Linked DNA regions of Mus musculus: region 1 is linked to region 2. A link is a loop called in an ENCODE intact Hi-C map of the cell type or tissue named here. Cell type or tissue: heart. All regions are shown on one strand. Each heading gives the region's core, and the rest is flanking DNA. Links, peaks and the distances in the headings are about the cores only. Region 1 holds the start of Tent5a (terminal nucleotidyltransferase 5A). Region 2 has its middle 190 kb from the start of Tent5a.

Evidence for each region. Peaks named below come from ENCODE experiments on the same cell type or tissue, not always from the same donor. Only the 100,000 strongest peaks of a DNase experiment are listed, where the experiment ranks them.
Region 1: a loop joins it to region 2, with 9 times the contacts of the local background. A loop is called at or near these places in 3 of 42 quality-filtered maps.

What each region holds. Positions count from the first base shown.
Region 1 is chr9:85,321,562-85,336,795 of GRCm38, reverse strand. It overlaps Tent5a (terminal nucleotidyltransferase 5A), which reads left to right and starts at 9,646. Exons shown (of 3, transcript NM_001160379.1): 1 at 9,646-9,753; 2 at 9,991-10,537; 3 at 11,563-15,234. The coding sequence starts at 10,028. The coding sequence ends at 12,339. In heart, for the core only: no CTCF peak of the experiment used is centred there; DNase peaks (open chromatin) are centred at 5,085, 8,255, 9,365, 10,105 and 1 weaker place; H3K4me3 peaks cover 4,241 bases; H3K27ac peaks cover 3,562 bases.
Region 2 is chr9:85,133,047-85,148,280 of GRCm38, reverse strand. No RefSeq gene overlaps it. Among named protein-coding and RNA genes, the nearest start is that of Tent5a, 190 kb to the left of the region's middle. In heart, for the core only: no CTCF peak of the experiment used is centred there; a DNase peak (open chromatin) is centred at 8,180.

The DNA.
Region 1 (15,234 bases), core at 4,684-12,683, 190 kb before region 2:
AGCCTAGGCATTGTGGTGTGTGCATGTTAGTCATCTCAACACTTCAGAGGCTGGAGCAGGGGCATCATTTTGAGTTCAATGTATATCTGAGCTTCACAATGGGTGTAAGGGTGGCCTTAATTAAAAAGTGAGAGGATATTAAAACAAAACAAAAATCAAACAAAACAAACCCCTCTACATTGTTTGAAGACATGGTGCAATGTACTATTAAGTTGAATAACGTTATTACTTTTAATGCTATATCTTGTTTGATTATTTTTTCTTTTTTTATTAGATATTTTCTTCATTTACATTTCAAATGTTTTCCCCCAAGCCCCCTATACCCTCCTCATGCTCTGCTCCCCAACCCATTCACTCCTGCTTCCTGGCCCTGGCATTCCCCTGTACTGGGGCATATGATCTTCATAAGACCAAGGGCCTCTCCTCCCATTGATGGCCGACTAGGCCCTATTTTAACGTTCCTTTTTCTCAATGCTGGGAATGAAACCCAGGGCCTTAAGTATGTGACATAAGCATTTTACCTCTGAGACTCCACTCTAGCCTTTGAGTACTTTGACCTTCTCAAGAGGCCTTGTAATCCACAGAAGAACACAAGCCGCGCTCCGGGCATGCCAAGAATAGAAGAGGCTAGGCAAGACACGTCTTCCAAGGAAGCATTTCTAACACAGTGTCTCACCGTTTTCATGGTCAGTATGAAGGTAGTGAGATCTTGCCCACAAAGAATCCCCAGGCAGCAGATGCAGTTGGATTTGATTGCCTCATTCTGCCAGGGATCCTGTAAACAGTTTTCTGTAATCTTAGTGGAAATCTGGGGAAAGTTACCAAGCAAAAACTCTATACCCCTAAACCAAAAGCTCCCAGTTGCCTTATTTTTTTTAACTCTTTTTGTGTTCTAATAAGCCTTTATACTAAGAAAAATTGAACATACGAGTTTATCATGCTAATGAATTACTCAATTCCTTCACAGGGCACATGTTTCCAAACTCAGGAAGTGTGATTCTCCCACATTGCAGAGATATCTTACTGATGGAAATTTTAGTCAGCTTCCTTGGAAGTGTTAATCTTGATTCCTTCCTGATCCCTAGGGTTCCTGATAGACATGTTAGGAGCTGATCTCCTGATAAGATGCCTTCATGGTATACAGATCCACACTCCTTTCACTATGTCTCAACTAATGCGTACTTCTCTGGACTCCGAGTCCTTTTCTTTGGTCAATAGATCAAGTTAGATGCCAGTACCATGGGATGACCATTAAGAACGGCAGCAGCAGTGGAGTGGATCAACCTGAGCTTAGAGTGCTATAGAAGGCAGAACTGCAGAAGCTCTTTGGAGGAGCCCAGAAGAGCATGTGTGGATCCCAGACATTGAAACAAGAAGCTGTAACATTGAGGATGCCTTGGAGATCCCAAGATGTTTGAGATGTCAGAGCCAGGAACTATCTGTTGAGGAAAGCTGCTAACAGGGAGTGGAACCAGCCCAGGAGAAAGAAGTATGTTGCAGTCAACAAAGATGAAAAGGAGTTGGAGATCTGAAGACCACTTTGACATCAGACATGGAGATGCAGAATTTGGAATTTGCCCAGGTGGTTTCCTGTCTTGTTTTGGGGAATACAGTTAAGTGATTAGAAAAAAATCTCAGAAAAATCTTTGAACTTTGGACTTTTAACATTGTTGAGACTGCTATAGACTAAGGAACTTTGGAAGTTGGACTAAATGTATTTTGCATTATGCTATGTTCAGGTATGGCCCCCCAGAGACTCAAATGTTTGGACAAGGCTATGGGGGCCAGGGAGTGGAATGTGATGGTTTATATATGGCCCAGGGAGTGGCACTATTAGGAGGTGTGGCCTTGTTGGAGTTGGTGTGTCACTATGGGTGTGGGCTTCAGACCCTCACCCTAGCTGCCTGGAAGTCAGTCTTCCACTAGCAGCATTCAGATGAAGATGTTGAACTCTCAGCTCTGCCTGCACCATACCAGCCTGGATGCTGCCATGGTCTTGCCTGGATTATAGTGGACTTAATCTCTGAACCTGTAAGCCAGGCCCAATTAAATGTTGTCTATATAAGAAAAAATAGAATTTCCTTGGATCATATTAGTAAAAATAAATGTTGGTGTTTTGGGTTACTACACACAGTGAATCTACAGCTAGTTTTTCTACTCCTACCTAAGGACCTTAGGTTTGCCAAGGTGGTGAATTTTCTCTTAAAGTTTGACTTGCCGAATATGTATTTTTAATTTATGTTCTATACCTAGGTCAGTTCAAAACTTGTTTACATATGTTTTGTACTCAAATTTTCAGAACCTCTGATTTTTTTAAAAACTGATAACCATAGTCCATGTTAATTTTTCTCTCATATCACATGTCTGCTTGACATAACATGTGACTTAGGTATGGGAGAAATGATGTCTTCTGCAGCATACACAGATTCACCCATTAGTCATACGCTCTCAGGATTAAGTGTATACAACTGGTAGTAGGTGGTAGATGTTCGTGTTTGGATATGATCTGAGTCTGTCCCTTCAAAGTACAAGTGACAAAGGTCAAACTCCAGTGTGGTGGAGTTGGGATGAAAATCCTTCCGTAGGAAGGTATAATGGAAGATGATAAGGCCTTGGGCTCTTGAATCGGTCACCCTAGCTTGAGGTCTTCAAGGTCTCCCCTGTAAGCATACCTGTCTCCATGATGCAATAAACCTTGTTGTGACACAGCAAGACAGCCTCTCTGGGAGTCAAATAAGAGGCCCCAGATCCCAGAATTTATCCATTTTAGCATTTCAAACTGTGAGTTAACCAAATTCTTTTCTTTACCAAGACTTAGCTATGTTGTTTTGTCAATGGAAAATAGATAAATGCAATACCTGTTTAGCATTTGTAAACATATCTTTTAAACACTGTAAGCTTATGTAAAGGAAGCAAGTTCCAGTGGGCATCAAATATATCAGTTCAGGTTCTACCCAAGAATTGGCTGATACACGTCAAGATGAAACGAGCATACCTATAGAAGATAACCTCATGTTCTACTAGGCAAGGATCGCAAATATTTGGGCATGTGTTCCTCTTAAAAAGGCAGAATGTTCGATCAAGTGGTAGTTCCTCGTTCTCTCCTCCACAGTGTTTCATGTGTCCCATTAAGCAAGCATCATCTTTATCTCAGAGAAGCCCAATATCTTTCAGTACAAGCATTCAGAGAGAAAGTACTGCAGCACAAAGTCACAGGACATTTATCCACGCCTGGCATCTGGGAAGACGACACGCAGACATTTCAAATTTATATTTCATCATATGAATGTAGAATCTGAACACCTTTCTTGTCTGGAGAAAGGACAATCGTCTGGTGCATGGTACTTACAACACCGATTGAAACAGTCACGTTTCACCAAGATGTCCACACAGGAAGGAAAGTTGGCATTATCATCATCCTTGGCAGTACCAGAAAACTCAGGCTGATAGCATTGATGAAGAATTCTACAACGGGGAAGTCGGTATTGAATTTAATGTGATGCCATAAGCCGTGGCAACCAAACTGCTATCTGTCTCTGTGGAATTTTGTAAATTCATTGATCGACAACTGTGAATAACTGTGAGTTATTTTTCTGTGGTCAGATGGATCAAAGGAATACACTTGATAATAACCCCTTAGTGCACTTATAATAAGAGACTCAGCAACCCAATAGTGAAGATGTAGCCAAGTCAGAGGACCACGTGAGTAGCTAGAGAGTCCTTCTAAAAGTAAACGAGCATTCCTGGCTTTAAATCTACACAAATATAGAACTCTACAACGAGGCTGCTATGGGAGATTGTGCAACCTTAATTCTTCTATGACTAGTCGTACAAACAAGGCAGAAATCACCCAGTCTATCCTCACTTGTACTCATTAGAAGCAGCAGAGTAGTTCTTGAAGACACAATGATGTACTTTAGAGGGATAAGGGTCACACGTTTTTAAATGATACTTGTTATCATTTTAATGACAGCTATTGGTCACCATGATGGTTTGAACAAGAGATGTTCCCCGGAGTCTTCAACGTTTGTATACTTGGACCTCCATGGAGACTTACGTGCTCCAGCTTTGCTGGAGGAATTCACTGTAAAATGCCTCACCTATATCCAGTTTGCTCTTTCTGGTTTGTGCTCACAATTCGAGGGTATGGTCACTTGCTTCCTGCACCGGCCACCATTTCTGCTGGTTGCCATACCTTTTCATCATCATGATGGTCTCATAACCCTCTAGAACCACAAGCCAAAATAAATCCGCCCTTCTATAATTTTTTTGTCATGATACTTTTATTACAACTACAGAAAACAACTAATAAAGTTACTAATAACATATTAAGCAATAACTTGTAACATTATTTTTGAAATAGCTTAGAAATGTTATATCCTGGGATGTTGCTAGTCTTTGAAACATGTATTTCCTTGAAGAAAACAATAAAAATCTTTTGTTTTTTACAAGCACCTGTAAGTTTTCTTAGAAACAGTTCCTCTGGACATTTTAACTTCTACATAGAATGATGTGATAAGTTGCTATGGAGCCACTGCTCACTGGGGAGCAAAGAGGTCTCAGGAAATCTGTGAGATGACACCTGTGTCCATGATTGGAAAGGAAGCTGTCACCTAACTGGTTGTCACCAATTACTGAGATTTGTCCTCTGAATGAGGCGGATGGTCAGAGCTCACATCCCAGATCCTAGTATTCTTCTGCCAACACTGCAGTGTGCTTCCACAGGCTTGCCATGGTTGGTGGAAATGGTCAAAGGATAGATGCAGCAAAAGTTGGAGGGTCATGAAGAGAAGAAGCTGGTGTGGAAAGAGAACAACATAGTTATGGGAGGAAGGCTGGACAGAGGGCTGTGAAGATAGAAGTTAAAGATGTAACTGGTTCTCTGGACTCTTCTTTCTCCTCTCCTTCTGGCTATGAGCTTGGGGAACTGTTTCCTGTTTGTTTACTTCTTATCTTCAGAAGCCATCTTTGGGAAGATATGAATCAGAGAGAACAAGAAGAGAGAACTGACTCCGTTAGCTACTAGTGTTCTTGGGCCATCTCCAAACCTCCCACTGTGTTTCCTTTTGTGAGAGTTTTCTGCAAACTTCCCCATTGAAGCTGCTGGCTTGCTAGTTCTCCATGACTGCAGAGGTCATTGTCCGGGCTTGGGGGGGGGGGAGTCACCCCCATCAGTTCAGTCAGTTTGGCTCTTAGCAGTGGATTCAAGATTAAACATGTGTGCTCCCAATGCTATGTCAGAATGAACATCTACTACTTGGAAAGAAATAGAGAAAGTACAACTCCAGGTTAATTCCAAGCTTAAAAAGATTATCAGAAGGCAGGGAGAATGCCAACCCATAGGATGCAAGAGACTCCCAGACAGATGGATGGGTGTGCCAAGGCTCTGCCACCTCTCTAAGACACTTGACCTTCCAATGCCTTACTTCCCAATCTGGGTAATAGGGATATAAAATGCAAAGCTGTGGTTTGGGGAGAACCTAGTTCAAGAAATAACATATTTAAAATATTGAGCATAGCTGGGCATGGTGGCACACACCTTTAATCCCAGCACTCGGGAGGCAGAGGCAGGCAGATTTCTGAGTTCGAGGCCAGCCTGGTCTACAAAGTGAGTTCCAGGACAGTCAGGGCTATACAGAGAAACCCTGTCTCGAAAAACAACAACAACAACAACAACAACAACAACAACAACAACAAAACAACAACAACAACAACAACAACAACAACAAAAAACAACAAAAAAATTGAGCATACTGTGTGGTGCACACTAGCATATTTAATATTAAGGCCAAAATTGGACTTTCTCTTACTGTGCGCTAAATCTGGATTGATTGTTACTATAAGTTGCAAATCAAGAACAACTAGTTATAAATGATATGTTTTCCTCAAAGATCTCTACTAGGCTTTCCATTTAAAAAATTCAGATAAAGATATTTTGCTTTCCCAAGAAGTAGTCTAAATACATGATTTCAGTTTTGTGGTGGCTTTAGTATTTCCAGAATTTTTTCAATCACTTGAATCTCTCTTCCCATGCCACCCCCCATCTGTGTGTGTGTGTGTGTGTGTGTGTGTGTGTGTGTGTGTGTGTGCAGCATACGTGAGTGTATATTACGGGGCATGTGGAAACGCTTGGTTCCTTTGGAGCTGGAGTTAAGGTTATTGTGAGCTGCCTGACATGGGTATTGTTAACCAAGCTGGGAGTGTGGGGGGTGTCCTCTACAAGAGCAGTAGGTGCCTTTAAATACTGAACTGTCTCTCCAGCTCCTTGTGGTGGCTTTAGCCTTATCCTATTGCCATTGGTCTTTCTTCTCTTTCATTTTCAAGGGGAAAGACTAAATTACCAAATAAGCCCAGAAGCTAAAGCCTCCTATCCTTTCTCCAAACATCAAGTCCATGTGAATCTAATCCCAGAATAGCCATGCTATGAAGTGTCTTGGCTGTGAATGTTCTGGGAAACACAGAGTTTCTTATTTAGTACTTCCATTGGCCGTCCACAGAAAGCAAGTGGGTGCTCACAACTGCAAACTTTGCAGTTTCGTGTAAGGACGGCTGCAGTTTTCCAGAATATAAATATTACCTCGTTTTGACGACAGAAGAGGAGCAATGAAGAACATATGCTTCCATTCAGCAGTGTGTAACCCGTAGCTTTTCTATGCAGCAGGCATATATTAATCCAATAATTCAATTGCCTTCCTTGGCACAGCCAAGAGTGAGTTGCCCCAGATGTCCCAGTCTGGGAGGCAGGCAGGAGGGTCTAGTTAAGCCTGGCAGTGTGGAATGCTCTGTTATTAAGGAAGTGTTATCCACAAAGAACTGCCAGCTAGAGGAAATGGTGTGTTCCCCACCATGGCCAGTGGCTGGGACTCTTCTTTTCCCTAGCACGTGGTATGGCACAGTAGGCCTGTCTCAGCCAAGACTCCTGTTCTTGGGAGAGATCTTGGGAGCAGCTGTGCAAAGAAGGGAGCCCATTCTTGAGGGGGGGAGTGGTGTCTCCCCACTTAGAGAATAGGATGCAACTGCCCAAGAAGTGGAAAGGTAGAAGCTCTGGCTGGGCCCTCTTGTCAGGATCCCCGCCCTGGCAACTTTCTAAAGCAGTTGAGTCTTCAGCCTCCTAGGACACATCGCACGTGTGAGTAAGGAGCTAGTCTGCTCACAGGCTACTCTATTTTCCAGCTTCATTTTCCTCAGGCTTTTTGATGGAAGCTTAAAACGCTGTACAAAGTAATGAGAGTGGGGCTGAACTATTGCTTTTTTTTTTATATAAAGGCAATGTATTTAATATATGACCAGCCACTTTGACGTTATTTTAAGAAGACTCAAAATTATCAGCCTTTGAAGAAAATCATTCCTGGTACTTTATCAAGAAAATATTTTTTATTCTCTCTCTGTCTCTCTCTCTCTTTCTCGTTAAATTCAGAGAGAGCTACGTAAACACTCTATCTTTGAGCTTTATTGAGAGTATTCTCGCCGGGAGGTGGTGGCGCACGCCTTTAATCCCAGCACTTGGGAGACAGAGGCAGGCAGATTTCTGAGTTCGAGGTCATCCTGGTCTACAAAGTGAGTTCCAGGACAGCCAGGGATATACAGAGAAAGCCTGTCTCAAAAACCAAAAAAAAAAAAAGGAAGAAAGAAGAGTATTCTCCTCTCTTACTTGTCCCCCTTGCTGCAGGTGCTTGCCTCAGTGTCCCCCCCCCCCCAAGACGGAAGAACTAAGCCACTGACATCTCTTAGGGCGAGAGCATTCACAGTCAAACGAGTGTTCAAGGCCTGAGCCCATCACGATCATTACCTCTTAATCCCTTTATTTCCAACCCCCTATGGCCCCTTTCTTGGCCTGAAGGCTGTAAGGTGTGTAGAAGAGCTCAGGGTGGAGGTGGTGGCTCACAGATGTAATCACATCACTCCAGAAGAGGTTGATTTTTAGGTCAGTCTGAGCTATATAGCTAGACTGTCACATGCAAGCTCATGTGAGATTGTCGTACACACAGAGGCACGCGAGCACATATACACAGACAATTTCATATATACAAAATGTGTTGCTAGGTAGCATTCATGGTTGGACATGTCCTGAAAGGAAGCAGTGGGATTTGAGAACAAGGTTGGGATCCAAGTCTCCTTTTCATCGCTCAATCCAATTTGGCCTAGGTTCGGCCTATGCTAAGAAAGCCTGGCTTCTAGTTTCTCCATTTTGTGGACTCACAGCTCCACGGGGCACCAGCAGGGGGCGGCGTTGTCACGCAGCTAGATTTGCGTGGGCGACACCCCTGCATCCCATCCCTCAACTCAGGTTGGGCTTCTAGACCAGGGCTCCCTAAATTCAGAGGCTGATTCTCTGAAGTTGTCTAGGGTCATGGGGGTAATGGCTGTTCATCTCAGGGCCTCTCCTCTCTACCCTGACTGCCTCGTTCGGCTCACAGCCTCTACCTGGATCAAGGACTGCAAAGCATTACTTTGAACGGAGGCAGCAGCGGGGCGGCGGAGGAAGTGGACAAGCGAAAGCAGGGAGCTTTCTAGCAAACAGTGCGGTGCCAGAGCGCAGAGATAACCTTTTCCAACCCTTAAGCACTCCACTGGCGACTGAAGCTGGAGGGGGAGAAACTTCTCGTCTTTTAAATTTGCCCTTAATGGCCGGTAAGAAGCCAGAGCCTACTTTGATCATTGACGTTTTATCCGCTTAAGAACTGAGAACCTTAGAGGCTGCGAGGAACGCGCTTCTCCCAAGTCTGAGCCGAAGGACCGCCACCCTGGCGGCCGCTTTTCGTGCACTGCTGGGGTTGCGCTCCGAGACCCCGCGGGTTGGCCGCGAGCCCGCGGAGCTGTGTGATAGGAGACGCGCGCCTGCCCAGCTCGCGGGCAGCAGCTGGACGCGCACTCAGGCTGGCTGGCTGGTACCGGACTCCCCACCCCACCCCCACCCCCCCACCAGCACTTCTCGAGGTTTCGAGAATCGAAACTCAGTTCTCAGCAAACCCTCCCCCTCCCTCACAGAGACTGACGTGCGTGACCAGTTGCCTCTGGAGACCACACTTGGCCCAGGGTCCAGAGTGGAATCGGCGGTCTAGCCACAAACGGACACTGTTGAGGGAACCTCCAGGAGACCCAGTTACGCGGCAATGACGCGCTCCACCCGGCCAGAAGGCTAGGCTTGGGAAGTTTCTATAGTTGCGTGATTTTTAACCCTGATCCGGTTTTGATGGCCATCTATCACATTTGAGGCAAAGTGTCTCCTCTTTAGGGGTGTGTGTGTGCGCGCGCGCGTGTGTGGACGTGCAGAAATGGATAAATCTACACGTAGGAGCCACAGGCATCTGTCTGTGCTCATAGCCAGGGGCTGCGCACCCTGGCCTAGCTCCAGCAGCTCTGAGCTCCGGCGACTGTCCACCCAGCGCTGGGGGCGGTGCTCTATGCAAATGAGAGGGTGTGGCGAGCGCTGCGCGCTGGGGCCCCGGAAGCGCGGAGAAGCCCGGTATAAAAAAAGTACTGAAGACATTTCCCCCCGCACAACTGCTAAAGCTCCAGAGACGCGAGTGTGCGCGGTGGCATCGGCGGCGTCGAGAGCCGCCACCTCCGAGACCACCGCAGCGGGGGCGCGGGCGGGGCGCGGGCAAGGGGCGGGAACGCTCAGGGCGCGGCGGGGGTCGGCGCGGAGAAGTCGCGGGCCGCTGCCGGGAGCGCACTCGCAGCTCCTGCGAAGTGTGTCCGCCTCGCGGTTCCTCGCTCGCCTGCGCTCCTAGAAGGGGCGGCCGCCTCCAGGTGACACAGACGGGACTCTCGCTTGTGCTTTCCAGATGCATCAGAGATACTTTTGGTGCGGGGCTGCTCTGCGGGGCGCGGCGCGCGGCTGGGCATTGGGGTCGGTGAGGGTTGGGGGAGGAGGGCTACTATGGGCGTCACGATCGGGGAGGGGAAGCCCAGGCCCCTCGGCGGGACCCCTGTCCCCTCACCCGCACACCTCTCTGCCGCTCCCCTAAATCCACTCTTTCCTCTTAGGACTGACCAAGGCCAAGTGGCTTTCGGAGGGCACTACATGGCCGAGGGCGAAGGGTACTTTGCCATGGCAGAGGACGAGCTGACCGGCGGCCCTTACATCCCCCTGGGTGGTGACTTCGGCGGCGGCGGCAGCAGCTTCGGCGACCGCTGCTCGGACTATTGCGAAAGCCCCACGGCGCACTGCAATGTGCTGAACTGGGAGCAAGTGCAGCGGTTGGACGGCATTCTGAGCGAGACCATCCCGATCCACGGGCGCGGCAACTTCCCCACGCTCGAGCTGCAGCCAAGCCTGATTGTGAAGGTGGTGAGGAGGCGCCTGGAAGAGAAGGGCATAGGTGTCCGCGACGTGCGCCTCAACGGCTCAGCCGCCAGTCACGTCCTGCACCAGGACAGTGGCCTAGGCTACAAGGACCTGGACCTCATCTTCTGCGCTGACCTGCGTGGGGAAGAGGAGTTTCAGACTGTGAAGGACGTCGTTCTGGATTGCCTGTTAGACTTCTTGCCCGAAGGGGTGAACAAGGAGAAGATCACACCGCTCACTCTCAAGGTAAAGCCACCTGATGGGCTTGGGCAGAGCAGGGGTGGGGAGAAAGCAAGCCCAGCTTGCCTTGACTGCCGTCAGTATGGCCATAGTGAGTTCGTTTATTTATTTTTTTATTATTTTTTTTTCACGAGCGCACTAATGCGCGTGAGTGGTGTGGAGTGTTTTAGTTTCCTGGGAGATCCAGCGCCACAACTCTGTGCTTCCTCCTCTGCGTTTCCTTCTCTTCCTTCTCTCTATGGTTTAACTCTTGACTTTCCTTGCTGGACTCTTGTCCAGAGTATAACGTGATTGGTGGAAGGATGGAATGATGTAAATAATTTTTTTGAGTCATCTTGTAATCTAGACTTTGGGAAAAATAGCAGCCTGAAGCAGAACTGAGTCAATGGTTTTTATTATATTGGAAAATGTGAATCGATCCATACTCCACTGACTTCGGCGTTTAAGATATTTGATGCTTTTCCCTGTTAATTCACAGAGTCGAGGGTGTAATAGTGTGCCCCTCCCCTTCGGTTTAGGTGGCGTTTTGTATAATTAATTAAAGTTGTCTGAAGGCAATTTAGTTCCTCTTTGGCTGTAACTGTAGAGTGTCGCTGGAGGGACACACTCGACTGATAAGATTGATTGCCTAAGGGGGAGGAGAACGGGGTGGTTGGAGACCAGGCTGAGAGAGGCCAACTCACGACACTGTCTGTCTCTCTGTGGATACTGGGTGAATATTGTGCCCATTAGACCATCTTCAAAAAATAACATTTGAACTCAGACATGACAATAGAACGTCTTAGTATGCTGCTGTGTCTGCCAAAAGCCTCAAACTATTACTTCTAGTCTCTTTCCCAGACGGCAAAACTACTCGTTAAATGTATTTTTTCCCCTGTTTTCCGAAGACCGTTTAAGCTCGTAGGTAGTGTTTTGCTGAAACTTAACAAAACAAACAGGAAGGAGCAAAATAATTCTCAGCAAAGCAGCTGAGACACATTTATTGTTCCTTTACCAGCTTTGTTCATTTCCTTGTTTCTTTTACATCGTAGGAGGCTTATGTGCAGAAAATGGTTAAAGTGTGCAATGATTCTGACCGGTGGAGCCTTATATCCCTGTCAAACAACAGTGGCAAAAATGTGGAGCTGAAGTTTGTGGATTCCCTGCGGAGGCAGTTTGAATTCAGTGTAGATTCTTTTCAAATCAAATTAGACTCTCTTCTCCTCTTTTACGAGTGTTCAGAGAACCCGATGACTGAGACATTTCACCCCACCATCATCGGTGAGAGTGTCTATGGTGATTTCCACGAAGCCTTTGATCACCTTTGCAACAAGATCATTGCCACCAGGAACCCAGAGGAAATAAGAGGGGGAGGCCTGCTTAAGTACTGCAATCTCTTAGTGCGGGGCTTCAGGCCTGCCTCCGAGGAGATCAAGACCCTCCAGAGGTACATGTGTTCCCGGTTTTTTATTGACTTCTCAGACATCGGAGAGCAGCAGAGAAAGCTGGAGTCCTACTTGCAGAACCACTTCGTGGGCTTGGAAGACCGCAAGTATGACTATCTCATGACCCTTCATGGAGTGGTAAACGAGAGTACGGTGTGCCTGATGGGACATGAAAGGAGGCAGACTTTAAACCTTATCACCATGCTGGCAATCCGGGTGCTAGCTGACCAAAATGTCATTCCTAATGTGGCTAATGTCACTTGCTATTACCAGCCGGCCCCCTATGTTGCAGATGCTAACTTTAGCAATTACTACATTGCACAAGTTCAGCCCGTGTTCACATGCCAGCAGCAGACATACTCTACTTGGTTACCCTGCAACTAAGAATGTTTAAAAAATGTCCCATGGGGAAGCCATTTCAAGTAAGACAGGGGGGAAAAAAAGAAAGAAAGAGAGAAAGAAAAAAAAAGAAAGGAAGAAAAATTATGACACAACACCAAAAAGGGAAGTGACCCAGTCCTAATTAGGGATGTGTTTAGTGCACGGAGGACTTGCTCCTGATTTTAAAGTTGGCAATGCTTTTGGATCTTTCCATCAGTACAGGAGCAGGATCTCAACTGTCACCCTCCCTAGCCACCCACCTCACCTATGGTCTCTACCCAATTGGATGGTATCTTGAAACAAACGAGGCCTGTTGGTAAAAAGCAGCCAGATTCTCCCAAAATAACAAGAGAATTTTAAAAAAGGAAAAAAAAAAAGGCTTGATTTTGACAATATGGGTTTGCAGTAGCTACTCCCATAGCTCTGCCATAGGGAAGAGAATGGTGGACAAACTTTTCAGATGGCATTCACAAATGGGAAACCACAGAGGAGGAAAGCCTTGCCTATCACACGAGGAGGTCAGAAAGTAACAGGGGAAAGCAGGGCTACTATACTAGAAGGTATTACCGTCTGTTTTGAAGCAAGTGCTCTCTTTGGAATGATCCTGTTTTCCTCAGAGAAACAGCTCAATCCAAACCAACAGTCCAAACCGACCAACAGTCAGTCGATGCTGTCCTCGTAACAAACAGCAGAACTTAAGGATGACACGACCCGTTAATTCCAGCTTCGTGCGTAGCTTGCGTTTTTTTTAATTATTATTATTATTTTAAATGTGAAGACGCAAGCAAAAAACAGCTGTAGCCAAGAAAACATGCTCAAGGACCAAAGATTTAACAGATAAAAATTCCCAAGCAGAAGAGATAGAATAGGATATATAAAGAGTTACTATATTTGTTACACACCAATACACATCAAAGTGCCTGTTGCTTTCAGAAGATTTGAAGTGGAAAAGGTTATTTTATGGTTTAATAATTATTTTATTTTATCAGGGACTCAAGAAAAAAAAATAAAACAACATATAAGCTTGTGAATGGTGGAGGAAATGCCCTATTTTTTTTTTTTTTTTTGGCAAATACCTATATAAAGTTGATATTGTTTGGTGTGATGTTATCATAGGTACGTATATATTGTTTGTGTGTATACACACACACATATATGTGATATGTATGTATGTATATATACACACACTACTTTGTCTATGATCTAAAATAATGTATCAAATAGGAAAAATTTAAATATAGTGCTTTTTATGTTTTTGGTAGGATCTTAGAAGACATGGGCAAACTGCAATGATGACTTAAAACCCATAAAAAAATAAGACAAGTGGAGGTAAATGAGTAATATATTTGTAGGAAAAGCAGAGATTACACATTTATAGTGAGTTTTTTCTTATTTTCAGTGAGCCAGAGAACTTCACAAATGGAAGAATATTTGGTAGCATACTTTTTAATTGACTTACTTGACATTTTGAGAGTCTGAACCCCTCCCCCTTAAATAAATGGAATCACATACCTTCAAGGCTTAGAACTTGTGGATCATGGACCAGAGATAGGATAACTAAATCCATAAACTGCGGAAAAAAAATTCTGGAACCTGAACACTACTTCCTAATATTTAAATGAAAATACAAATGAGTGCATTCTACATTTTGGACCACTAGAATTTAATAAATGTGAAATGACCATTTTTAAAGAGTATTTGCACAATTACATAAAGTTTATATATAGGATATCTATATTATATATACATATATATACATTTTATAAATTTATCCGATATGAAATATGTTTGATCTGGTTGTCACACTGCATAGAAATATGTAGTACTGCACCTTAAATTAAATCACGTTGTATTCGCTCAAACCCAGCTTTAGTTTTCTCTCCCAGGAGACCATTTGTGTACCTTTGTGTCGTGAACTGATATTTTCATGTTCAGCGACAGCTAAACTTAACTCCTGTCCCAGCTCTGTAGACCTTGATCTCTGAAAAATAACATTTCAAAAAAATGAAACAAATGCATTAAAAACCTTCCCTTATTGTTGTGAAACAATCACACAGTCCCCTGGAACCTTAGTGAATGACTGCTAGGTATGGTCATTCCTTTGCAGAGCCAGTCAGTGACAGAGATGCTAGGGTGAATGTAACTCTCTCACCTTGGCAATGAATGATGTTATCTCAGCATCTCTCAGCTTCTGCTGGACAGATTAGTCCAGGTTCATCTGTCTGGACCACCCTTCTGTGCATCTGTATCTGAAGCCTTAACAGCAACCAGATTGGCTCTGATTGGACAGCTTCCCTGAGAATCCTCACTAAGCTGCCACAGCCCCCAACACTGCCACTCTCTTTTATAAGGAACTGATCTTACTCCCATGGTGGTCCAGTTTTCCCCTTCACTGCCCTGCATTTGAAAAATCATACACAAAGTCCCAGGAAACCTTGTTCAGCTTGCAGCTGAAGTCTGGAACTCACCTATCAGAAACCACAGTCCAGCCCACTTAGCTCTCCTGCAAGTTCCCCTGGACTGCTGGGGCGGGGGACAGAGGCTTTTCTGGTGACCTGGTTTCTGCTCATGCTAACTCTGCAAATATGAGTTGTCCACTGTTTTGAAAAGTCTGGAGATCTTGGGCTCTGCCATAGTAGCAGCCTGCTGTTAACTGACAGCACAGGTTTTTGTTTGAAGGGGCCTTATTAGAAAATAATGTTTATCATTTACTTTCTCAAGTATTTTCTATTCCTTGCTTGCTTACTTAGCTGCAAGCTAAGTCAAAAGAACTTAGTCAAAAGAACCAGCACGCAACATTCAGATAGAACAGGCTGTGTTCAAGGCAACTTTTGGCATTTACTTTAACCCTTATATAATTTATTTCTATTTTGTGCATACTATAGTCCTGTGCATATG
Region 2 (15,234 bases), core at 3,218-11,217:
CATATTCCCTAAAGCAATATAAACAGTAACTAGTAATCTCCCAACCAAAAACAGCCCAGGACCAAATGGGTTTAGTGCAGAGTTCTAACCGACCTTCAAGGAAGACCTAATACCAATACTCCTCAAACTATTCCACAAAATAGAAACAGAAGGTGCTCTACCCAATTTGTTCTATGAAGCCACAATTACTCTGATACCTAAACAACACAAAGACCAGAAAAGAGAGAGGATTTTAGATCAATCTCCCTTATGAATATCAATGTAAAAATACTCAGTAAAATTCTCACAGACCAAATCCAAGAAAACATCAAAATGATCATGCATCATGATCAAGTAGGCTTCATTCCAGGGTTGCAGGGATGGTTCAATATAAGGAAATCCATCAATGTAATACACTATATAAACAAACTCACAGAAAAAAAAAACATATGATCATCTTACTAGATGCTGAGAAACATTTGACAAAAACCAATACCCCTTCATCATAAAATTATTGGAAAGATCAGGAATTCAAGTCCCATACATAAACATAGTGAAAGCAATAGACAGCAAACCAGTAGACAACATCAACCTAAATGGAGAGACACTTGAAGCATTCTCACTAAAATCAGGGACTAGACAAGGCTGCCCACTCTCTTACTTCCTATTCAATATAGTACTTGAAGTCCTAGCCAGAGCAATTAGACAACAAATGGAGATTAAGGGGATACAAATTGTAAAGGAAGAAGTCAAACTACCACTATTTGCTGATGATATGATAGTTTAATTAAGTGACCCCAAAAATTCCACCAGAGAACTCCTATACCTGATAAACAACAACAGCAAAGTAGCTGAATATAAAATTAACTCAAACAAATCAGTGGCCTTCCTTTACACAAAGGAGAAACAGGCTCAGAAAGAAATTAGTGAAACAACACCCTTCTCAATAGTCACAAATAGTATAAAATACCTTGGTGTGACGCTAAAACTAAGCAAATGAAAGATCTGTATGATAAGAACTTCAAGTCTTTGAAGAAAGAAATCAAAGAAGGTCTCAGAAAATGGAACGATCTCCCATGCTCATGGATTGGCAGGATTAATATAGTAAAAATGGTCATCTTGCCGAAAGCACTCTACAGATTCAAATTCTGCACTGAGTTAGAAAGGGCAATTTGCACATTCATCTGGAATCACAAAAAATCAAGGATATGGAAACTATTCTCAACAGTAAAAGAACCTCTGGTGGAATCACCATCCCTGACCTGAAGCTGTACTACAGAGAAATTGTGACAAAAGCTGCATGGTACTAGTACAGTGACAGGTGGGTAGATCAATGGAATAGAATTGAAGACCCAGAAATGAACCCACACACCTATGGTCACTTGACTCTTGACAAAAGAGCTAAAAACCATCCAGTGGAAAAATGACAGTATTTTCAATAAATGGTGCTGGCTCAACTGGTGGTTATCATGTAGAAGAATGTAAATAGATTCATTCTTATCTCTTTGTACAAAGCTCAAGTCCAAGTGGATCAAGGACCTCCACATAAAACCAGATAAACTAAAAATAATAGAAGAGAAAGTGGGGAAGAGCCCCAAGCACATGGGCACAGGGGAAATTTTCCTGAACAGAAAACCTATACTCTAAGATCACGAGTTGATAAATGGGACCTCATAAAATTGCAATGCTTCTGTAAGGCAAAGGACACTGTCAATAGGACAAAAAGAAAACCAACAGGCTGGGAAAAGATCTTTACCAATCCTACATCTGATAGAGATCTAATATCCAATATATACAAAAAATTCAAATAGCTAGACTCTAAGGAACCAAATAATCCTATTAAAAGTAGGGAGCAAAGCTAAAGAAATAATTCTCAACTGAGGAATACCAAATGGCTGAGAAGCACCTAAAGAAATGTTCAACATCCTTAGTCATTACGGAAATGGAAATCAAAACAACCCTGAGATTCCACCTTACACAAGTCAGAATGGATAAGATCAAAACTCAGGTGACAACAGATGCTGATGAGGTTGCGGAGAAAGAGGAACACTCCTTCATTGCTGGTGGGATTGCAAGCTAGTAAAACCCCTCTGGAAATCAGTTTGGCAATTCCTCAGAAAATTGGACATAATACTACCTGAGGATCCACTAATACCACTCCTTGGCATATAACCAAAATATGCTCCAACATGCTTTAAGGACACATGCTCCCCTATATTCATCACAGCCTTATTTATAATAACCAGGAACTGGAAAGAACCCAGATGTCCCTCAACAGATGAACGGATACAGTAAATGTAGTACATTTACACAATGGAGTACTACTCAGATATTAAAAACAACGAATTTATGAAATTCTTAGGCAAATGGACGAAATCAAAAAATATCATCATGAGTGAAGTAACCCAATCACAAAAGAACACACATGGTATGCACTCACTGATAAGTGGATATTAGCTCAGAAGCTTGGAATACCCACGATACAATTCACACACCACATGAAACTCAAACCAAAATGTGGATACTTCAATTCTTCTTAGAAGGGGCAACAAAATTCTCATGGAAACAGTTACAGAGACAAAGTGTGAAGCAGAGACTGAAGACATGACCATCTGGGAATCTATCCCATATACAATCACCAAACCCAGATACTTTTGTGGATGCCAACAAGTGGTTACTGACAGAAGCCTGTTATAGCTGTCTTTGGAGCAGCTCCACCAGTGCCTAACAAATACAGAGGTGGATCCTCGCAGCCTACCATTGGACTGAGCACAGGGTCTCCAATGAAAGAGCTAGAGAAATAGGAGGAACAATAATATGAACTAACCAGCACCTCCCCAGAGCTTCAGGGACTAAATCACCAACCAAAGAGAACACATGGTGGTTCTCATGGCTCCAGCTGCATATGTAGCAGAGGATGGCCTTTTCAGTCATCAATGGGAGGAGAAGCCCTTGGTCCTGTGAAGACTCTATGCCCCAGTGTAGGGGAATTCCAGGGTCAAGAAGCAGGTGTGAGTGTGTTGGTGAGCAGTGGGAGGAAAAAGGTGATAGGGGTTTTTGGAGGGGAAACCAGGAAAAGGGACAACACTTGAAATGTAATTAAATATCCAATTTAAAAATAAAAACAAAGAAAGAAAGAGAGAGAGAGAGAGAGGAAGGAAGGAAGGAAGGAAAGAAGGAAGGAAGGAAGGAAGGAAGGAAGGAAGGAAGGAAGGAAGGAAAAAGAAAGAAAGAAAGAAAGAAAGAAAGAAAGAAAGAGAGAGAGAGAGAGAGAGAGAGAGAGAGAGAGAGAGAGAGAGAGAGAGAGAGAGAGAGAGAGAGAGAGAGAAATTATGTGTGTATGTTAGGTGATAATGGTATTTATCATTCAACAAGCTTAGACTGAGACTGGCACAGGGGAAGGTGAGGCCTTGGTAATTCCAGGACTGTTCTTGTCTATCCAGAGGTTTTAGTCACTTTTTCTATAAGTCATTTCCAGGGCAACATTAATTTGGCTATCTTTGGAGATGTGCTGATTAAAATTATGACAAAATAACATTTTGAAGAAAAATGTCACAGATTATTCTTTTTAAAATTTGTATTTATTTGTTTATTTATTTATTTTACGTATTCACTCTATATCCCACTGTTCGCTGCCATGCTCCTGGTCACCCCTCCCACAATCCTTTCCCCATCCTCCCCTCTTCTTCTCTGAGTGGGTAGAGGCCCCCTTGGGTATTCTTCCTACCCTAGCTCTTCAAATTTTTGTGTGGCTAGGCACTTCCTCTTTCACTGAGGTCAGACAAGGCAGCCCAACTAGTAGAACATATGCCACATACCACAGATTATTCTAAATCTGTTTAATTTAATTTTAGAAAACATGGGGTTTTGTGCACTAAATTTCTATTAAAACTGTGTACTGTCCTATATCTTAGAGTCTGATGTTACATCCCTAATTCCATTCTCCTTTGGTGATTATGTAGCTTAGATCATTCAGTATGGAACACTCTGTCTTTCTTTGCTTTCTTAATTTATTCCTCTTTATCTGAAGTCAGGGTGGTGTTGGAATTAAAGCCTATGGTTGCCTCACTCTGACTACCTTGTTTCACAGTTTTGCTTTGTCATTGATGATCATTGGTAGTAGAACCCTATTTGTTTTCCTGGACTTTCTGACCTGTAAGTTGGGAATATAGAATTCTAAGACATACTTATGTCATAAAATATTGTGAGATGACACTGGGCACACAGTCAAATCCTCAGATACAATTATTTTCCGTTTTTACTCTCTTCATAAATTTTCACACAGGTCAATTCATGCAGTTTTGATTTTTACTGTAACACAACATTTTCTGTAACTAGCAAAATAAATTCCTCCTAAAACTTAATGTGTTAGTTTTAAAGGGAATCTGTTTGGTATCTGCAGACAAATGTTTCTACTTTAGTGTTTGTTAGGTTCAAAGAGGAGTGTGGTAATATGCTATCTATGATATCACTAAACAAACATAATTAACATTCAGAAAAAAAATTTGAGGACATATTAAAATGGAAGCATATTGCTATGGGTTTAATAGCTGAAACTATAAGCTGCTATTTTTTTTCTCCAGCTAAAATAGAGTTCCTATGGATAATATCACAGACGCACTAGTTTTAGATAGTACTTACTAAGTCTCTAAGACCTAAAACATTTCTCAAGGAAATTACTCTAAATGAAAAGACTGTGGCGATGGAAAAATGTCTGCATATGAAAGCCAAAACATACTTCCGTGACTTTGGACTTGAGAGGCTGAGATTCCAGCAGGATTAACCAATTGGAGTTTTCAACTTGCTTGATAGTTCTGAGCCAAGTTCAAGTATTCACTTTATAATCAGTGCCCTAGAATTAGACATGGTTTAATCTGTCAGTCAGCTTCAATTGACAAATCGCTCCTTTTTGCGACTAAGACACCTAACAGATTATGGCACTGTGCCTTTGGCAGGTGAGGAGAATCCCCATGAGGTAGACTTTGTGTGTTCGAAGAGTAGAAACTTAACAAGCCTGGCCAGAGAATGATCACTGTGAGTCAATCTGCTAATTTTGAACATTAGCTCAAATTTGCCATTAAACTAAGCAAAGATATAGTTACCCAATTACTAAAATATCCAGTTTTATGTTTCCAGAAATAAAAAAGGGAAAAGGTGATTCTTGAGATTTGAGTCAACTATTTTTCAATAGTGCAAGAAGGTGAGTCATGTCTTGGATGTATTGATTTCAGTTACATCATTTGGTCTGTGGAGAAAATGTGATGACATAAAACAGAAGCGTGATAATCTTCACAGAAAGATGAGTATATACATGCCTCTTCCCCTTATCCTTTCCTCCCCTCCCTTCATCATCCCTTTCCTCTCCCCTTCCTTCCTTCCTTCCTTCCTTCCTTCCTTCCTTCCTTCTTTCTTCCTTTCCTTTCTACCTTCCTTCCTATCTTCCCTTCATCTTCTATGCATTTGTTATAATAAACCTAAATCTGAACATACCACACAACAGTAAAGAAAGTTTTGTTGAGAAGGGGCTCACAGATCCAGGTTACATAGCTACAGGACAAAGTATGCCTGAGGATGAGCCACGAATGGGCACAGTCCTAATGAGAGAGAAGCCTGCAATGAGGGTAGGCGATTCTCCACCGTTTACTTGAATTCAGAACCTTAGGATTTATAAAGGTGACATAGATTTAGTACATTTTCACTTTATGTATTTATTGTGTGCCCATGTGATTGGAGAGGGGCACATTCCACAACACATGTGTGAAGATTAAGGAACTCATGGGGGAAATAGCTTCTCTTCTTCAACTCTATGTGTCCCAGGAGTCAGTAACTGCTGAGCCATCTTGCCATCCTCAGGTTTGTGTCTTAGATGTACTGATGTCTAGTATCTTACTTGAGACAAAACTCTCATTTTCCACCTCTGCTCTGAGAAATTTCCTCTGAGCAGTCATTCCTGAACTTAAAATTGTCTGGTGTTAGCACAGTTGGTTAGTTTTCATTTGGTCATGCCTAGTCTGCCTTCAGTATTCTCACCAGTATTCAGTAGTGTCACAGTGTACTCGATGGCACAAGCCACATGGTTTGGTGCCTTCTTATATTTTAAAATTAAAGATCTGGAGCTAGAAAGATGTTGCAGCAGCTAAGGAAATATTCTGCCATTGCAGAGGGAGGACTTGAGTTCAGTACCCACATTGGGTAGCTCACAACCTTCTGTAATTCCAGCTCCAAGGTGTCCAGTGCCTTTGACTTCTTCAGGCAACTGCTTGCATGAGCACATACCTGGACAGAGATGACAATACACGTACTTAAAAATAATAAAAATAAAGACTGAAGACTATATTGTGAAGGAATGACCTTTACTTTATGCACGGCATTACCATCACAGCCTACGTTTTATTGGAAGGTTGTAATAGTTTCATCAGAGTAAAAGTTAAATTTTTGTACCCTACACAGTAAGGTCCTATGGAATGCAGCTTCCGATCTCTCTAGTCTCATTCTCATCCCTCTGGCTTTTTCAGTTTTTGTTTGCTCGAACTGGTTTTTATTCTTATCAGGGCTACAGGTTTCTTCTGGCCAGAAATGATCCTGGAACAGTATGTCCAAGGAAAGTTGACTTTCATGTCACTTAAACAGGCAAGGCAAGTAAAATTATAAGAGCAACAGTTAATTTTAAAAGAAATCTTTATAATTCCATTGGGAATTTATAGACAAACACAAACTTGCTGATAATTTTTATGTTTCTTTTATAACAGTAAATGTCATTTCACACTGCCACCCATACCCAATCCATTATGCTATGGAAACTCCCCAATCCCAAGCTTCTCCCATCTTCCTTACTTTCCCACCATTATCAGCCACCCCTCTTTCTTATAAACATCTTTACTTCGTCTTTTTAAATTGTTTTGGCTTTGTTTACTGTCCCACAGAGTTTATCCAAGGCTATCTATGTGTATCTGAGTGTGGAATAAATCATAAGTGCCTGGAGGGCTAACCAGTGAGTATATAACAAGATACCATGTCTCTACTTGCCCCAGAATCCATTTGTTGTCTATAGATTAACAGTAAGTGGCATGGCCCTGTGAGTTGCTTGCCCTTCTATAGCTGACTACTAGAAAGGTGTCCCCTCTGTGACCAGTGCTAGAATGCATAGGTGCTGTGTTCCTGTCCTCCTTAGAGGATGGTATTTAATAATCAGTCTCCTTCTCCTGACCTTTGCTTTTTGTCTCCCCTGAGTTATAAGATTGTGTTGTAAACACCTTGTCAAGGGCTGTACTTTCAACTGTCTTTTATTCTTACCACCTTGTAAGAATAAAAGTTATTTGTTATTTCTTATAAACTTGCTCATACTATTAGCCATAACAATTTATTTCTTAAAGAGTATAGCTGGAGATCTGTCCTAATCATCATATTGTAGATAACATTATCTTCTAGATTGTGTTTCTCTTGGTAGGAAGCAAATGTAAATATTTGAAAGTAGTAATGGCATGCAGAGAGACTGGAAGCGTTCTATAATAAAGATAGGTAGTGGGTTCTAGTTTGATGCTCCTAATGAGCCAAGGTGGCAGAAGCATAGTCAGGATGCTCCTTCCATACAAGTCATGCCAGTAGAATGACTCCAGATGACTATACCTCGGCTTTATCTCTGGGGTTTCTGTTTTATTTAGAGTATCGTTTTGGATTATAATTTCCTCAAATGTAAGTGGGAATAATGTGCTTTTCCTTGTAAAAATGTTATATTAGTAAATGTAAGTCAGTATCCTTAGACATTGACATTTTGGTTAGAAATGTTAAGAAAAAATGCCTAGGCCCTGTATCTAGGGTTTTTATTCACGAGATCTACAGTGAGATCTCAGGTACTGTGTATTGTTGATGCTGCCAATCAATATCTTACTTTGAGAGCACCTGAGCTGGAATATGACCAGTTTATGTAATAAACTGACCTAAACATTAGTGGGTTGTCCAACAGATGAATGTGTATATAGACAGCAAAACAATGTGGTCTTTAGAGGGATACCCCTGGATATGAGAGGTTATAGCATCCTTCCATGGTCACCACAGAGGAGGAAGAGAACAGGAAGAATCATGAGCTGGCTCTTAGGATTTCTCATTGGAAGTGTTCACTTAACACTGGCTATTATTAGTAAAGTTTTACGTAATTTCTGTTTCTGATAACAGCACTGGATAAAGATAGGCAGCCTTTCTGGGGGTGGGGCACACCGTGTCCTGACACTTCCTCGAGTGTACATGTGTGGAAGAGAAGACTGGCAAGGAAAGAGGAATGTTCTCAATGCCATGCTCTTGTGAAACAAAACTCAGTTTTTGTTTTCCCCATGGCATCCGTGAGTGACTTCAAACAGTTTTCTTTATACCAAGGATTCTGTTTTTGGATCCTTCCCAGTCTCTATTTCTGGATTCTATTTCTGCACCCACTCTTGCCTTCTGTGTCAACATGAGAACTAAGAATGATTGATCGGGGGATTATTTTAAGTGTTTGCCCATATCCTTTTCTGTAATATGAAAAGCAAGGTCCTCTGGTGTTAATCTGGCAGGTGTCCAATCTCTATTGTTTGAATTTTCCCTTGTTCTGAGCCCCCTCTTTGTCCTGGGTATTCACTTCATCTGCGATAGCCCTGAGTTCACATTCCATACTTCCTTCTTTGCATAGATAAATTCCGGGAAAAGGCCCAGGGATGCTAAAAGTGCCTGATGCTGCATTCACCTCAAAGGTACTGGAGAAATACAAGATACTGCAATGTGAATGCTTTTGACTCTACAAAAGCATATCACAACAGAGGAATTATTTTCCTCCACTTTGGCTTCATACAGCCATTATTTCTTTGATGATCTCTTTGTATTTAGAAATTTATAGTGATAACATCAGCCAATTTTCCCTGCGTCTTCATACCTTGTTTTAAATCTCTTTTAGAGAGACAGGAAATTACAGCTAAAGATCCCTGGCTTTGGGGCCAGGTAAATATCCAGCCAAGTCTCTGCTGCATTTCTTAACTACCTGTGGGACTTAGAGGACACTTGATCTCTCAGGCTTAATTCTTATCTATAAAGTAAGAAAAATGGCATGAAATCCCTCAGTATTAGGTAAAAAAAAAAAAAAAGTATCACTTTTCTTTATTGCAAGAGCCTGCTGAGAATTTAAAAAGGAGGTGACAAGACCAGAGAAAGCTGACACAACTGTAATTAATTAATGAGACATGTGGGTCAGCTCTTTAGAGTTTTTTTTTTTCCAGTTCATTTGTGCTGCCAAAAGATGAACTCTCAGTCTCCAGGGACTGGGATTAGAAGCATGAAGGCCTTGAAGTGATCTTTGTGTCTTAGCAGAACTGCTTTTCATCTATGTTCAAATGGCCAAGTTGATTGGCCTCATACTTTCAGAGTCTCTTCCATATTTGAGTCTTTGCTTTTCTGTATATATGTATTATGTAATATATATAATATATATGTATATTATATATATATTGCATGGTGCATACTTTAACACACTACTAAGCATAGCTATAGCTATGCAGAACATCAAAGGCCTTGTTTTTGCTGATAGGGAGTGTCTATGATCAGACAGAGCTATTCCAGAAACAACACTAAGAATGCATAAACCCATTTTACAGTACCAGACTGTGTCTGTAGCTGAGCATCTGTAGTGTAAGAAAGGAATTTTTCTCATCCTCAAAAAATCTATTATATATATGGACACTGCAGTGGGCAGTAGTGTTATCTGGAAGATGATGTTTTGGAATGTGTGTTTATAAGATATAGGTGCTGTGGGGTGGATTCCTGGCATGTTATCTGATGACTCATATCTGATGGGTCTTATCAGAAGACTCAACTAAGACAGACAGGAATAAATAACTTTCGGCTCCAGAAGCTACATTGTTAAACAATTTTTCTTTTCAAAACACATCACTCTCTCCAGTCCATTCTCTAGCGGGCTCTCAGAGTAACCTTAGAAATTGGAATCCGTCCCTCACATGATGGATTTTCTTGACACTGCATTTTTTCATATGAAGTATAGACTATGGTTTATACCTCCATACTCTTTTGTCTGCTTTTATTGTCAGTCTTCTAGTGGAACAGAAGCTCCCAGGAGTCACTGTTTTATTTCCTTGCCTGTGATAATCCCCACATACATACTGGAAAAAAGTAATGAGTACCGCGAGGCTGGCTTCTGATTATTTAGTCAGACAGATCCTGACATGGGGATTTACTTTCTAAAAGTGGGGGCTTCAACGTCAGCTGCTCCGAGGAAAGCACAGACTAGCAGTCCATTGCCTTTTAAGCCTCAGAGGCCACATTTTAGGGGACGCTCTTAAGTAAAGTATTCTCTTCCCTGTGCTCAGGTCTACATGTGCTTTGTAAAGGGAGGAATTGGCAGACCTTCCCATTCAGCAGTCCATGTGAGCAGAAGAAGATAAAATTAAGAAGCCTTTTTTCACAAAGATTATATATGTATATGTATATGTATATGTATATGTATATGTATATGTATATGTATATGTATATGTATATGTATATGTATATGTATATGTATATGTATATGTATATGTATATGTATATGTATATGTATATGTATATGTATGTGTAAGCATGGAACCTGAAGACAAACTACTGTGGAACAATGTAATAGTTTTCCTTCAATATGATATTTGGATAACATGGGCTTTAGAGAAAGACAAGTCTTTTAGGATAAACACATGAGAAAGAATAGGTGAAAATTGAGAATGATTAGTAAAAGTGATTTTAAAACTTTGTGAAAGAAAAAAACACTAGACATCCCCTGCTTTCTGTCCTCTGAGTGTTGGGAGGAGAGTTTGCATATATCAAAGCCACCAGGTCTCAAGTACTGCGAGTGCTTTGGGGATGGGGTATAGAGTTACAGTTAACTCCCCACAAACCAGCCGAACTGCATGTATGCATGTGCTTTCTTCAAGCAGTATAAATGCAAATGTGGCTGCTCTAAAATAGATGGCGTTGTGCCCCTAACACGATGTTTATCCTTAGGATAAGGCGGTCAATAGTTCAAGAGAGCTTCTCCAACCAATCTCAGGTTTACCTGGTGATTCTTCCATTCTTCACTCCCCCAACCTCTGAGTTAAAAGTGTACCAAGTATCTTTGAGGCTTTAATCACTGGGTTGAGGATTAACACTGTAACAAAGGGTAATTGTGCTTATTTGTCTTTATAAAAAACTTCCAATCTATTAGCACACAGGCGGCACCTGAGCAAACTCAAACAACACCCTATAGGATAGAAACTCACAGATTGTAACTTTCATCAAAAAACATTGATGGCTGACATGAGTCCATGTGGTAACTGTTGGGCAAACTGCCCAATACAGCTGCCTTCATTCTTTATCTGTCTCCTTTATTTGCCTCAAACTTCTGCTAGACTCTTGGCTTTGTATAAAAATGATAACCAGGAAGGAATGAGTTTATACAACCTATCATATTCACCTTCAAGGATGGAGGCAAACAGATAGGCTATTTTAATAAATACAAAGTCTCTTTGAATTCTAAGAGTGATAAACCTTGAATGTTTCTAAGATGATAGAGAGGAGTAATTTGTGTGGGAACTACACTGATTCCCTTGAGCAACAACAATGAGGAATGTGGTAACAGTTTATGTAAGTACCTTGGAGAACCAGAGCTGATGCAATGATGAGCAGGACCATAGATCAGTTGTGCATAGATCTTTCAATACTGCTTTCTTTGCCCCAATTCTTCTATTTAAGGATAAAAGATCAGTTGTGCATAGATCTTTCAATACTGCTTTCTTTGCCCCAATTCTTCTATTTAAACATAAAGTTCATATTAGGACCCCAAAGATGAAGTTGGGGCCACAAGACCACTCTCTCTTCCTCCAATCAAGGTATTGGAAAGATACATTTCCTTCTCTAGTTTTTACCATCACTCATTTCTATAACTGGTATATTGGCCAAGTGTAGCTTACTGGGGCTGCTAGACATAAGCACAGTCCAGACTCAGTCAGGAGATTTACAGAGGTTATGAGAAGATATGGTGCTTAAGTTAATTCATGTACTGGTGGGATATTTCATCAGGGAAAGGATTTATGTAGGAAGGTATAGGTTGGTTTAGTAGGAGGGAACAGCTCAGGCAGAAGAAAAAATTATATATACATATATATGTATGTGTGTGTGTGATTGTGTGTGTGTATAAATACATACATATACACACACACACATGTATATGTATATTACACAAGAGTTCTGAAATTGGTGGATCATATGTTAACACACAACCAAGAATTTGTGGCAGTTTTAGTAATCTTGTTGGATATATTCTAAAAAGTATTAGGCATAATTCAATGGTTTCAAGCAAAGACCAAGTCTATTTATTGTTGTTTGATAATTTTGGAATCTACCATGTGCCTTGTTAGCAATTCCCTTCCTTGTTCTCGGGTCTCTACTCAATAAAACGGCCTTACATGTAAAGTTTCAGGAACTTGCTAAACATAATCTTAACCTTACTTAATTTCTCCTTGATTTTGCTTCCCACCAGTAGATGTGTTGTTACATTTTATCTTTCTAGAAGGCCAGAGGGATGGTCATTACAGTAATTACAAAGAAAATTTAACACACTGTTTGTTGGTTGAAAACTGTTGTTTTCCAAATCACATGTGTGATAAGTTTTGCTTAAGCCTTTAACACCTTCATCTCTCATCCCTGTGTTTGATGTTTAGGGTTTCCACCTCTGCCAGGACTAAGCCATTAGAATTGGAGCTGCGTTTTGAGGTTTCTGCCTATGGCCAAATGTTTAACCCACTGTGACCTCCAGGTCTTTTGAGATGTCCTATGTAGACATTCCTTTAATGATGTAGGCTCACATCTAGATATATTAGCAGAGAACCTGAGAAAGTCCGCCCTGAAAACTAGAATCACTTCCCCTTCCCCAGAATGTCCATGCCAGGCCCAGAACAATGGTGGGAAGAATAAAGGTGTCTTTCAATGGTAAAGACCAATCCAGATATTTTATCAATGAAAAGAGACCCTATAGTGTGGCAAAATTAAAAAGATTTATCTCAACTGAAAGAAATCTAAGAAGCTCTGGTCTTAATGGAGATTGGGTTTGAAAAAAAAAATAGGTGTGTTATTCAGATACACCTGTACTTTGGTCTTTACCATGGGTGGGTTAATTCTGAGAATGCTAGAATAGTGAGCAAATAATACAGAGTTGATTTAGGCCTAAATCTTACTCCACTCTTTACTGCTGATAATGCTGGGTGGCATGTCTGAAAACTACTCTCAGAGATTAAACTGTACAGCCATTATTCTGAATAATAAGTACATTACCTCTGCACTATATTTTGTTTCTTTCTTATTTTTCCCTATCTCTCTCCCCCCTTTGTCCTTCCGTCTCTCTCCCTCTTCTCTTTTTCCTTATCTGTCTCAATGTCTGTCTCTGTCTGTCTATCTGTCTCTCTCTCTGTCTGTCTCTCTCTTTCCCTCCCTTTCTCTTCCAAACTCATTGTTAATAATCTATAAGATATGTTTGTAGTCCAAATGCTTGAGATTAACTTCTTCAAACTTTTATGTTTAAATTTGGCTAAAGTACCTTGGCTCCCAAGTATTCAGTGTACTTTAGAAGCTTTAAGTCTGAGATGAAATACAAAACTTTAAAATAATGTAAATAGAATTTGATGTAGTTTGGTAGATGGTAGTAATTAGAGAAGAAAATGGATTTTTCTAGTTTCCAGAAATTTGAAATAAAGGAAATCCTATTTTAACTTTTAATAATCAATATACAGAAATGAAAAAATATGTTTAATAAAAGTTAATAAATCCCTAGACCACAATATTAACAGATTTGATTAGGTAATCATGTATTTACAATAAAAATAAGATAAATGTATAATATGCATGTAGCTATTACTCAGATAAAACACCAAATCTCATAAACCCATGGTGGAATATGATTATATGCAGGGGAATACTAAAAAAATTAAAACTCTGATAGAATTAGATTTGGGACCTTGTCTACATACATTTTGCTCCACTGTTACTTCCCAAAAGGAAAGTAGGTTTTGCCTACAGCAGCATACGGTTTTGAGGCAAGTAACAATCCCATTTGGTCCATTTTATTTTGGAGGCCATATTCTTTAGATAAACAGTTTCACAAAGAAGAAAATATTAAATGTAAGATGTCACAGACTGCTTAAATATGCCTTTGAGCCCAAAGTAATGAAAGAGATTTATTCTTGAGACAGCATGTAATTTGAAGAATATGCAGACACTGACAAACACACACACTCAGACATACATACATACACAGACACACACACACACTTGGATATACAGACACAAACACACAGACACACACAGAGAGATACACAGACACAGAGAAACACACAGACACACATGAACACACACACATAAAGATACATACACACAGATAAACATACACACAGCATTGGACTCTTCCTTCGGTTCTTCAGAGTTCCTTTAGTTTCCTTAAGGAGATGAAACTAAGGAATGCCACAAGAACTTTTAGCTTCACACACAACGGTTTTGAGGCAAGTAACAATCCCATTTGCTCCATTTTATTTTGGAGGCCATATTCTTTAGATAAACAGTTTCACAAAGAAGAAAATATTAAATGTAAGATGTCACAGACTGCTTAAATATGCCTATGAGCCCAAAGTAATGAAAGAGGTTTATTCTTGAGAAAGATATGTTGTTAACGCCTAAACTAGGGGCACAGCCCTCCTTTTTTATGCTTCTGAATTGGGCTAATTTGCGTGTTAAGTACTTTCAGGTATTCATGCAAGCAGCGTGCGTTCAGAGGGCTGTGGTTGGATATTCCATGGTGTCCCCTGGAACTCTGTCAATAAGGTTTTGCAGATAGAGCATTACTGACCTTAATAAACCGGTATGTACCAGTCAAGAACAGAAAGTAAAGTAAACGTACTTCCACACATACTTCATGTGATTCATGGAAATCAGAATCCCAGTGTCAAACAATTTATGATGTACAGACAGCATGGGTCTTGTGAAAAACATCAAGTTTGTTTTGTTTGAAGTTAAGAAACCTTGTTGCAGCCAACGTAGGCATACTGAAAAAAAAAAAAAACTAAAAACACTGAAAAATTTTACATATTATTTCTACTTGACCCAAAATCTTCTTTCTTATTAAAACTTTGCAAAGGTGAGGCCAATTTGTTAGAATTTAGGAACTAATATTAATATATGCATGATTTTATTAATGTCTGTGCTCTATATTAGCAGTTATTGTAT